Linked DNA regions of Homo sapiens: region 2 is linked to region 1. A link is a loop called in an ENCODE intact Hi-C map of the cell type or tissue named here. Cell type or tissue: dorsolateral prefrontal cortex. All regions are shown on one strand.

What was found. Peaks named below come from ENCODE experiments on the same cell type or tissue, not always from the same donor. Only the 100,000 strongest peaks of a DNase experiment are listed, where the experiment ranks them.
Region 2: a loop joins it to region 1, with 5 times the contacts of the local background. A loop is called at or near these places in 86 of 110 quality-filtered maps.

Annotation. Positions count from the first base shown.
Region 1 is chr20:737,128-742,127 of GRCh38, forward strand. No RefSeq gene overlaps it. Among named protein-coding and RNA genes, the nearest start is that of SLC52A3, 29 kb to the right of the region's middle. In dorsolateral prefrontal cortex, CTCF peaks have their summits at 2,087 (motif pointing left) and 2,288; DNase peaks (open chromatin) are centred at 2,064 and 2,836; H3K27ac peaks cover 1,688 bases.
Region 2 is chr20:558,811-563,810 of GRCh38, forward strand. No RefSeq gene overlaps it. Among named protein-coding and RNA genes, the nearest start is that of CSNK2A1, 18 kb to the left of the region's middle. In dorsolateral prefrontal cortex, CTCF peaks have their summits at 3,076 and 3,281; a DNase peak (open chromatin) is centred at 3,071.

The DNA.
Region 1 (5,000 bases):
CTGGGCCAGCCCTTAGGACATGTCACAGCCTGAGACAGGGAGGTCATGCCTCTGTACTCTGCAAGATCAGACTTTGGAGTGGTTGCCCACAGGAGAGATGTTATTAATATCTTGGGTGAAGCAGCCCTTTTAAGCTGGTGCCTTGATCCGGGTGATGGCTTTGAGGTGGAAAACAAGCCTGAGTGGTTTCAGCTTTCAACTTTTCAAGAGAAGCTATGTATCTAGATTTTGATGTTAACTCTCCAAACTTTTTTAAAATGCTGGAAATTCTAGACTTTTCAAACCTGCTGTGAGGGGCTCACATGCCAGGCACAAGGGCTGGAGGGGGCCTGAGGCTGCCTGTCGATGCCCCTTGATATAAAACCAGGCTGGGTGCAGTGCCTTATGCCTGTAATCCCAGCACTTCGGGAGGCCGAGGTGGGTGGATCACTTGAGGTCAGGAGTTCGAGACCAGCATGGCCAAAGTGGTAAAACCCCGTCTCTACTAAAAAATACAAAATAATAATAATAATAATAATAATAATAATAATAATTAGCTGGGTGTGGTGGCTCACCCCTGTAATCCCAGCTACTCGGGAGGCTGAAGCAGGAGAATTGCTTGAACCCGGGAGGCGGAGGTTGCAGTGAGCCGAGATCGCGCCATTGCACTCCAGCCTGGGCAACAAGAGCAAAACTCTGTCTCAAAAACAAAACAAAACAAAAACAAAAACAAAAAAGGAAAACCAAACAAAAAAACCCCCAAAACCTGCTGTGTCATCTGACATCACGCTAGTGTCTGGTTGCCGCACTGGAGAGGACACCCCATGGGGCAGGAATCTTTGGGTTTTGATCTCCACCACATCCCCAGCATGTAGGGCAGGGTCCAGGCCTGGATGCAGCACGAGAGAAGGAACGCAGGGCCCGAATGAGTAATTTGCCTCAGTGTGCAGGTCATTTAATTGCAAAGAGAGGAAAAACGACAACCAAAAACAACCAAATGAAAAAATGAGCAAAGGATTTGAATAGACATTTCTCCAAAGATGTACAAGTGGCCAATAAACAGAGGAAAAGATGCTCAGCGTCAGTAATCATTAGGGAGATGCAAATCAGAATTGCAAGCACGAGATACCGCTTCACACCTATTAGGATGCCTATTAAAAAACAAAAACAAAAAACAAAACAAAACAAAAAAATCAGGCAGAGTGCTGTGACTCACACCTGTAATCCCAGCACTTTGAGAGGCTGAGGTGGGCGGATCACCTGAGGCAGGGAGTTCGAGACTAGCCTGACCAACATGGAGAAATCCCGTCTCTACTAAAAGTACAAAATTAGCCGGGCGTGGTGGCGCCTGCCTGTAATCCCAGCTACTCGGGAGGCTGAGGCAGGAGAATCGCTTGAACCCAGGAGGTGGAGGTTGCAGTGAGCCGAGACCACGCCATTGCACTCCAGCCTGAGCAACAAGAGCGAAACTCCGTCTCAAAAAAAAAAAAAAAAAAAAAAAAATCGCAGATCTGACTGTGTGACCTTGGGCAAGTTGCTTGACCTCTCAGTGCCTCCATTTCCTCCTCTGTAACGTGAGAGTAAAAATACTACTCATACCTACCTCGTAGGGCTGTCATGAGGACTGAATAAGTGCATAGGTACAGACATGCTTAGGACAGTATCAGCACATGCAGGAATTACATGGGAGTTGGCTGTTAATATTATTACAGGAGTGGATCAAATCCATCTCTGCCATGGACTTGCTGTGTGACCTAGTGCAGGTCACTTTGCCTCTCTTGGTCCAGTTTTCTCACTTGTAAAATGGGACCATACTGCCACTCTCCATAGGGCAAGTGTGCGGATTCGAGGAGCTCATATGTGAAAGGCCTCCTTCAGGCGCAAGGTTGGTCCTTGGTTATGCACGTATGTGAGCCTCTTGGCGTGCCTTCATATGTGGGGCATAGGCAAGCACTCAAGTGGCCTGGACTCCTATCTCGGCTCTCAATGTCCCCGCTTCCTGGCCTGGGATCAGCAGGACCTCAGTGGATCCACCATCCAGGCACATCCCTTTCTTTCCCTGCTTTTTTCCTGCTTCTTGGGCGGCACCACCACCTACTGGCCTAAAGCTACATTGCAGCCAATGTGCACAGCGGGGCGGAGGGAAGGGAATATGGCCTTGGGCAGCTGCTGTGCGCAGAATATTTACCTCTGTACACGCTTAGGGTGCTGAGGCTTAGGGAGCTCACACGGAGAGAGCCAGCTGTGAAGCTGGGGTTAGAATCCCTGTCTCCCTTTCACCTCACTCCAAACACCCTCTTAGAATGGGAACTCAGTTCAGGTTCTGCCTTGGGCCCTAGACGATCCACCCCTCCCTTCTGAGCAGGGAGCCAGGAGCTGAAGTCCAGGGTCCTTGGAAGTATGTCAGGGTTGTCCCCCCAGGGTCCTGATTACAGAAGAAAGAACACTGGACTCAGAGTCCAGAGGTTGGGGGTCTAGCTTTGCCTTCCCTATCCCCAACTATCAGCAAAACAGCCTTTGGAAAATCCTCACCCATTTATTCTAGCACTTGTCATTTCGAAATATATTTACTGTGGGAGAGCATTTAATGTGAGTGTTAGGTTCTAACGCAAGGAGAAAATTATAAAAATAAACAAAAACTTTTAAAGAACTCCTAAAAATCCTTTAAGTCACTCATAAAGTATAATATGGGCAGTTTTCTAAATATAGTCCTTTGCAGCAATAAATGCACGGACCATAAAGAACAGCAGTATATGGTGGTGATTGCATGCATTTGCGAACTGTAATTTTAGGTTCTGTTCTCTCTCAGGGGTGTGTGGGATTCCGAGCTGTGGATCCACACCCCCACATCTCTCTCACAGCTGGGATCATGTCCAGGCAGAATCGCCCACATTGTGTACATCATTCTCCCTTCTCTCTCTCTTTCTGAGCGCACATAGCTGCATTTCCGAAGTTACATAATAAAAACAGCTAACATTTATTGAGCTTTCATTATGTATTAGGCCTGCTCGCAGCCCTTTGCTCACGCATTAATTCATTAATTCAGATAATCCTCCTAAGAATGTTATGAGGTAGGTATATTATTATCTCTTCTCTTTACAGATGAGGAAACTGAGGCACTGAATGGTTAAGTAACTAGCCCAAGGTCAAATAGTGTACCACCCAGCCCGAAGGCGTTCACCTTGTTCCCGGGTAGGATCGCAGAACTGGTTAAGCTAGGTTACCGATCCGGGTGGTGTCAGCTGATCCCTCAGCTGCTGTAGTGCAAGATCTGCAAAATATCTCAAGCACTGATCTTAGGTTTTGCAATAGTGACACTGTCCCCAGGAACAACTTGGGGAGGTTCAGACCCTTGCTGTCAGAGGCTGCACAGCCCCTAAACCTTGATTTCTAATCTTGTAGCTAATTTGTTAGTCTTACAAAGGCAGACTGGTCCCCGGGCAAGAAGTGGATCTTTTCAGGAAAGGGCTATTGTCATAATTTCCTCAGTTACAATTTTTGCAAAGGTGGTTTCAATAGCCAGTGAGTGGTACAGCCTGAATTTGAAGGCAGGAAGTCCGGGACGAGAACCCACACTCTTGACTGGCATACTTGCCACCTGAATGGAGGCTCCATAGAGCCACGCGTGCATGCTTGTGTACCTGTTGTCAGCCCGCAAGCTCCGTTAGGCAGGCTAGAACCTGATCCAGGTTAACTTTGCATCCTTAGTGCTGGTTCTTTCCATCCAGGGCCCCACTCAGGGTATATGCTCAGTGACTGTTGTACAAATGCATAAAGCTCAGTTTGCATAAAGCTCACTTCAGCTTCTGTATCTGTAAGACAAGAATCAGAGCCAGGCACAGTGGTTCATGCCTATAATCACAGAACTTTGGGAGGCTGAGGCGGGCGGATCACGAGGTCAGGAGTTCCAGGCCAGCCTGTCCAATATGGTGAAACCCCGTCTGTAGTAAAAATACAAAAATTAGCCAGGTGTGGTGGCACGCATCTGTAATCCCAGATACTCGGGAGGCTGAGGCAGAAGAATCACTTGAACCTGGGAGGCAGAGTTTGCAGTGAGCCGAGATCATGCCACTGCACTCCAGCCTGGGCGACAGAGCGAGACTCCATCTCAAAAAAAAAAAAAAAAAAAGAATCGAAATCAGCTCTTCAGATTGCTGGAGGCTCCGACAAGCCCATTGGTGGGAAAATTCTCTTTAAAGACACTGATGTGGGCTGGGCACAATGACTCATCCTGTAATCCCAACACTTTGGGAGGCCAAGGTGGATGGATCACTAGAGGTCAGGAGTTTGAGACCAGCCTAGCCAACATGGTGCAACCTTGTCTCTACTAAAAATACAAAAAATTAGCCAGGTGTGGTGACATGAACCCATAATCCCAGCTACTCGGGAGGCTGAGATGGGAGAATCGCTTGAACCCAGGAGGCGGAGGTTGCAGTGAGCCAAGATTGCACATCTGCACTCCAGCCTGGGCGACAGAGCAAGACTCCATCTGAAAACAAACAAACAAACAAAACACTGATATAGTTTGGATTTGTTTCCCCTCCCAAATCTCAGGTGGGGTTGTAATCCCCAGTGTTGGAAAAGGGGCCTGGTGGGAGGTGATTGGATCTTGGGGGCAAACATCCCCCTTGCTGTTCTTGTGATAGTGAATGGATTCTTACGAGATCTGCTTGTTTAAAAGTGTGTGGCACCTCCTCCTACCCCGCTCCAGCCATGTAGAACGTGCCTGCCTCCCCTTCGCCTTCTGCCATGATTGTAAGTTTCCTGAGGCCTCCCCAGTCATGCTTCCTGTACAGCCTGCAGAACCGTGAGCCAATTAAACTTCTTTTTTTAAATGAATTACCCAGTCTCAGTTCATTATACCAATGTGAGAACAAACGAATACAGACACTAAATTCTCCTTTGCCCACCTCCTGCTTGGTCCCTTCTTGAATTTTCAAGCTGCTCAACCAAGTGGCCTGCACCAGCTTGGGAGAGCTAATCGTGTGTATCTGTACCCAACTCTACATTCAGTAACATCA
Region 2 (5,000 bases), 180 kb before region 1:
ATCCTTCCGCCTTGGCCTCCCAAAGTGCTGGGATTACAGGAGTGAGCCACCGCGCCCGGCCATGCATAGTTTTAAACATAAATAATGTCCTAGTTGTAATTTAAAAGAAAATAAAGTGAAAATAATTTAGAATAAATTAATATGTAAATGTTCCAGGACAATGTGTAGAAACCATCACAAAGTAGTTGGGTGGGCTCTGCTCTGGGTGGAATCATTGAGAATCTGCAGGCTGAATTGGTAACGCCGCACTGGCGGCACATGCACTGTGACTGCATGGCTGTGATAGTCTGAAATGTGAGCAGTCTAGGTAAAGTTCTGAACCAAACACAATCCATTCTGTTCCCAATCGCTACAGACTAAATGTTTGTCTCCCCCAAAATCTTACGTCAAAGCCTAATCCCCAGCGTGATGGTATTAGGAGATGGGGCCTTTTGGAGGTGATTAGGTTATGAGTGCAGAGCCCTCATGAGTGGGATTAGTGCCCTTATAAAAGAGGCCCCAGAGAGCTCTGCTGCCCCTTCTACCATGTGAGGACACGGTGAGAAGCCATCTATGAACCAGGAAGCGGTCTTCACCAGACATGGAATCTGCCAGCTCCTGGATGTTGGACTTGCCAGGCTTCGGATCTGTAAGAAATAAATTTCTGTTGCTTATAAGCCACCAGTCTGTGTAATTTGTTACAGTGGCCTGAACTGACTAAGACACCAATTTATGTGAAGGTTGCTTTCCTGGCAGAGTCGCTGTTATTAAAACCAAGCAAACACACATTGTACTGGAAAAGGCAAAACTATAGAGACAATGAAAAGATCAGTGGTTGCCAGGGCTCAGGGGAGGGGAGAGAGGGATGCACAGGTGGAGCACAGGGCATTTTTAGGGCAGGGGACCTCTTCTGTATGATGCTGTAATGGTAGATAAAGGATGTATGTACTTGTCAAAACCCAGCATGGGCCGGGCGCGGTGGCTCACGCCTGTAATCCCAGCACTTTGGGAGGCCGAGGCGGGCGGATTGCCTGAGCTCAGGAGTTTGCAACCAGCCTGGCGCTACAGAAATCCTGCTTCAAATCCAGAAACCCCGTCTCTACTAAAAAACACAGAAAATTAGCTGCGCGTGGCGGCATGTGCCTGTAGTCCCAGCTACTCGGGAGGCTGAGGCAGGAGAATTTCTTGAACCCGGGAGGTGGAGGGTGCAGTGAGCCGAGATCGTGCCACTGCACTCCAGCCTGGGTGACAGAGCGAGACTCTGTCTCAAAAACAAAAAACAAGCAAACAAAAAAACAAAAAAAAACAAAAAATCCCCAGCATGGTAGAACTGTGCAACACAAAGAGTGAACTGTAAGGTAACTGTGGATTTCAGTTAATAATTGTGTGTCAAAATTGGTTTATCAATTGTAACAGATGCACCATGCATTTGCACTAATGCAAAATGTTAATAACAGGAGAAACTGCATGTTTGGAGAAGGAGTACAAGGGAACTGTCTATGATTTCTGTGTCATTTTTCTTTTTCTTTTCTGAGAGAGGGTCTTGCTCTGTCCCCCAGGCTAAAGTACAGTGGCACGATTAGAGTCCACTGCAGCCTCAAACTCCTAGGTTCAAGCAATCCTTTAGCCTCAGCCTCCCAAGTAGCTAGGACCACACACATGTGCCACCATGCTAGGGAAATTAAAAAAAAAAATTGTGGAGACAGGTTCTTGCTATCTTGCTCAGGCTGGTCTCAAACTCTTGGCCTCAAGCAATCTCCCCATCTCGGCCTCCCAAAGCACTGGGATTACAGGCGTGAGCCAGTGTGCCCAGTCTCTGCACAGTTTTGCTCTAAGTCTAAAACTTCTCTAAAAAAGTAGTCTATTAAACATAAAAAACAAAATGAAAACCCCCACACATTGTGTTTATATGTAAAATAGAATTCGGTCCTTGGCTCAGATAATTAAAAACAAGGTTTTTACCTACACTAATTACCAAAGGGAGATTTGAAAATCATGACTTGAGATGCACTGCAGGATGTCTGCACCCTTGCTCCCCTCCTGCATGGCCGGGGCACCCCCTGGTCACTGGGAACTCTCCAACACTCTTGGTGACATTGCCCCCTTGAGGATCTCTGCACTGGATCTTTGCTCCCTCTCCTGCAGAACCCACAACTGCTGACTTACTGATCTTGGGTGATGTCTGATTAAAAAGTCTCCCCAGGCTTAGGAAACTCAAGGTGCCACTGTGGACACAGCTCCCACATTTCAGCTTCCAGAAATCCTGCTTCAAATCCAGATCCCAGCACTCCCTCATTATGTGGACTTGAATGAGTCACATCAATTTATTGAGCTTCAGTTTCCCCATTGATGGGAAAAAGGGTGATTGATAATACCTGCCATACTTTATATTCATAATGAATATAATGAGTATATTCATTAACTCAGTAAATATATATTGAACACCTACTGTCTGTGCTGAGAATTCAACAGCGAGCAGAACAAACATCTCTGCCTTATTGGAGCTTATGGTCTCGTGATGGGGACAGACAAAAATCAAACAAATATATGAGATAATGTCAGTGATAAATAAAAATAAGGCAGAGTCACAGATGGAAAGAGGGTAGGGCAAGGGATCCTTGGTAAGTGTCGTCCTGGATGGCTTCCCAGAGGAGATGGCATTTGAACAGGGCTGGGAATGAAGTGAAGGAACGTGCCACGAAAGTCTCAGGGCGAAGAGGCAACAGCAAACACCAAAACCCTGAGGTGGGAATGTGCTTGGTGAATTCGAGAAACAGCAAGGAGGCCAGTGAGGCCGGTGGGGAGTAAGAGGGAAGAGAAAGTGAGGACAGAGAGATCTGGAGAAGCCAGACTCTGTAAGGAATTGGGGGTTTATCCCAAGTGCAGCAGGGAGAAAACTTGAAGAGTTATTTACTGGGGAAGGCTTCCTGTGTTGTGTGCCCTTGCAGGTGAGAAAAGGTGATGAGCCCACTCTAAAGCCAACTCTATGGCCCATGACCGTGGTCTGGGACACTTTGAGCAGAAAGCGTCCTGTTCTCCTTGGAGTCAAAGGATTGGTGACAGTGTCTGCCATGCTGTAGTTTCCACAAAATACCACCAGGTGACGACTCTGGGTCACGCTTCTAACTTGTGGGTTCTTGATTCCTGGAGGGCTTTTGCTAAAACACAGACTGCTCCTGGCCCCAGCCTTCCAAAGCGCTGGATTACAGGTGTGAGCCACCACACCTGGCCTGACAGCCATGTTTTTAGCTTTTAAAAGCAAAACTTTGGCATTAGCACTATCTCTGTGAGAGGGGCCGATCATTCCTGTTTTCCAGATGGGTCTATGAGGCTCAGAGAGGAGAAATCATTGTCTCCATGAGCAAAAGTGATAAAACTGGCACTCGGCCCCCATGTCTGCCTGACTTCAAGGCCCCCAATCCTTCAGGGATGCCACACCCATGTGCCCAGTGAGGCTCTGGGAATTTTAAAAACTCATCCAATTTAATCCTTACAACTGAACAAATCCCATGCAACGTTAATGTCTCCATTTTAGAGATGAGAAAACTGAGGACTAGAACTGAGAAATAAGTCACCTGATGTCGCTGAGCTGTTCTAAGGCTGACATCATGCATTTTGGAGTCAGAGAGACCTGAATCTCAACTCTAGCTCACACTCTCCCTAGCTATGTTCACCTGATTTCTCTGAGCCACAGTTTAAGATGGGAATAAGAGCCCCTCCTGCTTGGTAGCTGTTGGTAATATTTATGAACAAATCTAGGCCTGGGGCCTCTTAGGCTTACAGTGGCACCAGCCTCTTCTGTTCTGGAATCAGGAGGGAAAGTGATTGACCCGGCATTGGCCATCCCTGGCCTGGCTGGGATCAGAAGGGTCCTGGAAGGATAGGCAGTACCCGGCAAAGACTGGGGAGGGAGCTTGCTTAGCAGAGGTGTGAGGGACCTCACAGGAGTCCCCACAGGGTGTCCAGGTAGGCATAGGTATGGACGGCTGGACAGGGACTCCAGTTGGCCAACCAAGAACAGGGATAGAGCTTGGGCTTTGGGGTCAGGCAGCTTGAAGCTCTGGGTTCCAGCTCCCAGATCTGTAAAGTGGAACAGTAATGACTCTTCCCTGTTTTGGATTATTGAGAGGACCCCGGGGAACAGTGGGCTCAGCTGGAGGGATGACATTCTAAAGTGTTCTCTGGGACCTTAACCCCAGTCTCACAGGAGATGGGCCTTTGACTGTGGCCTTTCTGAAACCTGAGAATGTTAATGGTCACATAACGTTAGTAACAGTGATGGCAGATAACATCTGTCATGGATTAGAGGCCACTGGGAGGTTCTCCCTCACAGTTCTGGGTTCTTTGGATCAGAAACATGGCACAAACACACAGCCAAGGGTGGTTTAGGGCCTTGCAACTTACAAAGTCCTTCCATAGCATTGCACTGCACCCTGTGTTAAGATAAATTCTCCAAGCTTTAAGCACTCTGCTAAGTGCTTGACAGGCCTTATTTTATTCTTCCAAAACACTTTGAAGTGGGTGTTGCCTTGACCCCCATTCTTCAGCTGAGGAAATGGGAGGCATAGTGAGGTCAAGTGACTTGCCTAAGGCTACTCAGCTGGAACGTAGAGCGCCTCATCCCATGCTTGACTCTGAGTAGAGCAAGGGTTGCACAGCAAGTCAGAGGCTGAGAGGGCCTTGGAAGGACCCGAGGCTCCCCTAGCCACTCCTGCCTGGCACCGATTCCTCCAATCCCACCTGGAAGTGGCTGGAAGTGAGAGGGAGAGGCGGTAGGGGTGCTGAGCCTGAAGGGAGGTTTCAGGACTCAGGCTAGGAAGGCAGAGAAGGAGAGGAGGGACGGAAGTGCCCCTTCCCCCTAGAGCCACTGAGGGGAGAGATAAAGGCATGAGGAGATGTAGCTGGGGCCAAGACAAGGAGGAAGAGAAGAGCTCAGGAGCTAGAAGGAACAACTATCTGGGGAGGAAGCCCCGTTCCAAGAGAGAAGGCCAGGGATGGGAAGGGGTGGGCCAGGCCCTTGG